2 separate regions of the Homo sapiens genome follow, and region 1 is linked to region 2. A link is a loop called in an ENCODE intact Hi-C map of the cell type or tissue named here. Cell type or tissue: heart left ventricle. All regions are shown on one strand. Links, peaks and the distances in the headings refer to the core of each region. The heading gives the core; the rest is flanking DNA.

Region 1 (2,814 bases), core at 163-2,662, 73 kb before region 2:
GATACCATGTATCTATATTTAAAATTACTACTGCATACAGCAGGCAGGAAATACATTTTTTTCTTTTTTTAAATCAAGGGTTCTAGCTTTCTTGTGTTTTATTTCAGTTGTGTGTTTTGTGTGTGTATGTTTGTGTTTCTGTCTGTTAATTCAAGAATATATATGTAAGATAGTATAGCAATTTTCCCAGCATCCTAGGGCTGTAAGGAAAAACTACGTCTTCTAGACAATTTGACAGTATTTAGACTGTATTTAAGACAAGAACCATTTACTCTTGGTTTTAAAATGCACATAACATTTGTTTAAGCTTTGCTGGTAATATACTTTTGTATTTAACATTATATTCCGGTATTTCAGGTAAAGGAAACAGGGATAAGTTAGTCATTTGTTTAGAACATCAATGTCCTGCCTCTTTTCCTGGGTTATGAAGTCTGCTTCAACTCTCAAGGAGAAAGGTCAAATGCATAAATTAGATTTGAGAGGAAGAAAATCTGCCTTCCCTTCTCATTGCTCCTTTCTTGGATAGCATCAGAGAAAAATATTGAAAATATTTTGTTAAAAATTTTGTAAGTAAAAACATATATTGTAATGATGGGCTATACTCAAAGCTAATGAAGTTGTGGTGCCATACCTGTTGGCACCCTGTGTTCAATCCATTTTTCCAGAATGAACTGCTGTTTCCTCTCTGTATGTTAGTTACTCAAGGCACAGACCAAGCCTAGGTTCTTATCAAAAGCTTTTGAATACTTTCCACTCTTCCATTATCTCTGATTTCCTCCTGTTTGTGGATCTTTTCCTGTGGAACTGTACCTTTATTTGTTCATGAATTATTTCAAACAGAAGAGTTTTCGTTTTCTAACTTATCAGACCCATTGGAGTCAGGGCCCATGCCTTTTTTACTTCATTATTTTCTCTAGACTAAAAGTGACAAGTAATTTGTGGTTGTATTTTAGGCCTTGGGAAGTTAGCAAAATGGATATTTTGGGGTCAGGATATGTGTCCAGTTCCCTTGAATAACTTCTCAAGGATAAAATTACACATGGGTGCGTGATTTCCACAGGGACATAGGGAGAACTCCCTACCTGCCCACATCCCATTTGTCCTGCTGGACCCTGCTATTACCCTTGAACATTTCCCCTTGACTGCTTTCTAAGACAATCCACATTATTTTAAAATGTAGTTTTGCTTTTGGCAAGATTATTGTGATCATGTTATGTGGAATTGAAAGAGTACTGAATTTTTTGTTCAGTTGTCAGTTTTTCTAGTCAAGATTCTTTGGTAATCACTCGGGTCCAATCAACACATTACTTCTTAGTTATCGCTCTTGAACATAACTTTGAAAAGTCAGTTGGAAGATATACAGATGGCTACCTGCTAGAAATTAAATTTATGGGTGAAGGTGATAGTTCACAGGAAAGAAAGGCACAGGGTAGGAGGCTAGGAATACCCCCAAATGTTAACTTATACCAGATTTTCAATAGTTTAATATAGGGTGATATATGTGTATGTATATATATACACACACACATATATATATACAGTGTATATATATATGCGTATATATGTATATATGTATATATGTGTATATATGTGTATATATGTATATATGTATATATGTGTGTATATATGTATATATGTGTGTGTATATATATGTATATATGTATATATGTGTGTGTATGTATACATATATGTATAGAAAGAGAGAGAGAGAGTTATCAATATGAATTCTAACAGTGTGACTTTCCTGGTTCTGAGCATGCAAATATAGGTAATGATTCAGAAACATTGAACTGAGGATATTGACCAACTTTGTAGACATTGAGACATAAATGCAATAATTCATTTGACATGAAAAACTACTTTTCCTTTAGGGACTGGAAATATTAATATGCAAAAACTTCAATGTTGGAAAAGTGCCAAATATCTAGAGACAGTGAAAAAAATTGTCCATCCAGATGTTTGCAAATATTTGAATAATTAGAATTGTATAGAGAAGACATCTGTTTAAAATTTCATGTTAGATACATTTCATCATTATGTAAATGTAAAATCTGAGACTTAAATACACAAGTATTAATTAACTGCCTGTTGATCATTATGTACTGAGGGAAGATGAGAGAAGTGGTAGAAGGTGGAGGAGGAAAAATTGCCTTGAAGTTTGAATTTTATTCAGTACAAAGTGAAGAATCCTAAACATTCTTCAATAGTAGACTGATATACAGTGTCCCTTTTAAATTTTACTTTGAAATTTTTCATAGAGTAAAATTCAGTTTTTCTTGTGTACAGCACTATTGATCTTAACACATGTCTAGATTTGTGTAACCACTACCACGATTAGGATACAGAACAGTTCCACCACCCCACAAACTTCCTTGTGCTTCCCCCTTAGAGACACAATGTCATCCACTCTTAAGGCCTGGTAACCACTTACTCGTTCTCAAACATTATAGTTTTTTATTTTGGGTAATGTCATACACATGGAATTTTACAGCATGTAACCTTTAGGGACTAGTTTCTTTCACTCAGCATAAATCCTTTGTTTTGTGTATCAATAGTTCTTTTCTTGTTATTGGTGAGTAGTATTCCATGGTATGAATGGATGTACCACTGTTTATTCATTTACTCACTAAAGCACATATAGAATATTTTGAGTTTTAGCAATTATGAATAGAACTGCTATAAACATTCATGTATAGATTTTTGTGTGAACATCAATTTTCATTTCTCTGGGGTAAATCCCAGAGGTGGACTTCTGGTAAGTGTATATATAACTTTTAGTAAAACATTATTAAGAAACTGCAAAACTCTTTTCCA
Region 2 (2,814 bases), core at 105-2,604:
TGTCAATATCTCATGACTCCACCTAGTCAACCACCAAGCTTCACTAATTATACTCCCCAAATATATCTTCTCTCAATACAATTTACTCCATGCAGAAAAGACATTATTTAGATAGATATATTCATAGAAAGATAAATGTATAAATAAAAATATATAACTTTATCAATATGCATATTTAATTTCATAAGTTAAAATTATTTGTATTCAGATGGACAATGGTTTGAAATCTGTTTATGCCTCCAACTAAGCTGAACAAACATGGACACATTATTTAATCTTTCTGAGCCTCAAATATTTAATCCTGCTGAATTATTTTGAAGATTAAATGATATAAAATACTTAAATTGTCTATGGTCTGGCATATAGTACTTAATAAATTAAAGCATATTTCTTGATTTTAGATTTGATTTATTTTCTCTATTTCCAAGCTGTAGTAGTCTGGGTCCAATTGGGAGACAGAAACCAGACAGCAGGTTATATAAGGGAAGTTAATGTAAAGAATTATTAACTGTGATAAAAGAGAAACTATATAAGGAAACTATATAGTAGCCTAGGGCTGAGGAAGAGTGCCTAAGGGAGGACAAACTCAGAAGGGGCGTGTTTCAGACCTTGTTGGGGAAGGTATAGTTTAGCCCAATGGATAGCAGAGGTGTTTACTGGTTAGGCCAGGCCTGAGCAGGTCTAGAGTTCCTGGGCAAGCAGGGTAGGTTAGGTAGGTTAGCACGTGGTGGCATGGTTTTGCAGTGAGAGTCTGGTGCCAGCCATGGTAGAAGGCCTGTAGCACATGCAGCCTGGCATGAGAGTGGGGTTTTGAAACAGTGCTTGGTGTTTGATGCTCCAGGTCAGAAGCAGATGTTGGAAATCCACTCAGAGAGTCCAGGTGTTGGTGTGGCAGGAGGCCATCAGAGCAACACCTACATGTGTGGAGGGTTCTGGTTTCCATGTCTAGAGGACTGAAGAAAGGTTATTGATACGTCTAGGATGCAACGAGGTCTCAATGGAATCATGTTCTAAGCTGGTGGCTGGGGCACATTCCACTGGATGTCTGCACACCCATACAGCTAATCTCTTCCTCCTGCAATGTCTCTCCAGCGCCCTCTACTGAGAAATCTTAACATTGTGCTCATTAAAGTGAAAAGTTTTAAAGGAATCCTTGATTTGGTACAGAGCATATAGTGAAGGGTGAATTCAGAAATAAGAAGCAATAAATTGATAAGTGGCACACAGTCTATAATACCAATTAGCTTGTCTGATTAAGATAAAATTTTCTCCTGTTGTATTTCGTGTGAAGAAGTTATAACCTTCTTTTATAAGGAATGGGGTTCCCAGCTGATTAACCAGGAATAAGCAATTTTTGCTTCACTTTGTAATAATTGAGTCATGTGACAATCGCTGAGTCAGCATTTGAATATAGACCCAAGTCTTATTCATGGGAGCATACTTTAAATGTATTTAGCATCATTTTATGTATTGGTTTATTCCAGAGCAGAAAGAAATTGTATTTGCAGGATTTGACATCAAAAATGCATTTGAATCATTTAGATAGTCTTTTTGTGGGTGGTAAAAATTTTAAAACTCTTGTTTATTGATGTTTTGTCTCTTTCTTAATCTCTCCTAACAAATCTATTGTTCTTCCCTTGTCAATAAGCAAGCATGCTCCCATGGCAGGCTGAAACATTTCAGGACTTTCCCATGACCTCATATTTCTATTCCTTTGAGGCACATGGTCTTATTTCTTTTTAAGCTTTAGCGAGAACATCCGGTCCTTTCTTCTCAGATCTATTCTGATTTTTTTACTTTGTATATCTGATCAAGATGTTTTATAAATTTGAACATGTCCACTGCTCATTAAAACAGGTCATCCCAATCAGTATAAAATGTGATTTTTAGTCTTTTCTTTTTAAAAGTGTAAGAAATGCTTATTCCTTAGGAACTTATTTAATAGGAGATATGAATACCTTTTTGTTTTTTACTGAACTCATTTTAACGTGCCTTTGAGTTCATGTGCAAATTTGATTTCGTTAGCCTTGTAGGTGCAAGACTTCCTACTCTCTCACTGTGGAGGAGACACTAGGTTGCTGTGAAGTGAAAGAATGGGCTTGAATCCTGGAGCTACACTAGGCTAATAGTGCTATTTTCTGTAAACTGAGGGACAGTTTATGTATGTGAAAATACTTTGCACAATTGTAACAATTAAATTGTAAAAATATACAGGAATACTGCATAATTATTTTGAGGGTGGTAGTGATGATTCTGAGGGCTAGGATATTTACGGATACAGTGGGGAAGCCCCCTCTTGTTCAACATTTTCTAGAGAATGTCCATGTTAAACTTATACTTTCTGCTTCCTAGGAAGAATATCTCAGACTTTCTCTTAGCTCTTCTCCCCTTGGCTTTTCTGTGCTATGTCATTCATGGCATTTTTGTGGGATCTACCTAAAACAGAAAATACTATTTTAGAACAGCTGGTTTCTGGGTCAACTTTGGAGACTCAATTTCAGTAATTTTCCAATTTAATAAAACAGTTGGAATATGTTTATATTGATTTTAAAATGACAAAGCAAATGAGAAAAGGTATAATTTAATAGATCCAAGAACTATTGATGAGGAAAATTACTAGTAGCTAGTTCCAACTGCCATCGATTGACACTGAAATGAAGAAAAGAGATGTACACGTATTTGTGAACACCCCATTTTCATGTCAACCAAAGGATTATCAACTTTTCATCTTCAAAATAGATTTCATAGTATACTTTTCATGTGTAACTATATATAAGGTTAATGGCTCTATCTTTTGTGAACCACAACCTATTT

The links. A loop is a pair of places that touch in the nucleus more often than their neighbours do. Peaks named below come from ENCODE experiments on the same cell type or tissue, not always from the same donor. Only the 100,000 strongest peaks of a DNase experiment are listed, where the experiment ranks them.
Region 1: it touches region 2 in a loop (2.9-fold over the local background); 4 of 110 quality-filtered maps call a loop at or near these places.

What each region holds. Positions count from the first base shown.
Region 1 is chr2:41,486,235-41,489,048 of GRCh38, reverse strand. All of the region lies in intron 2 of LOC105374506 (a long non-coding RNA gene), which reads left to right. Among named protein-coding and RNA genes, the nearest start is that of LINC01913, 390 kb to the left of the region's middle. In heart left ventricle, for the core only: no CTCF peak of the experiment used is centred there; no DNase peak of the experiment used is centred there; H3K27ac peaks cover 440 bases.
Region 2 is chr2:41,412,900-41,415,713 of GRCh38, reverse strand. LOC105374506 (a long non-coding RNA gene) reads left to right here. Exons shown (of 4, transcript XR_939997.3): 4 at 1-2,814. Among named protein-coding and RNA genes, the nearest start is that of LINC01913, 460 kb to the left of the region's middle. In heart left ventricle, for the core only: a CTCF peak has its summit at 1,096 (motif pointing left); no DNase peak of the experiment used is centred there.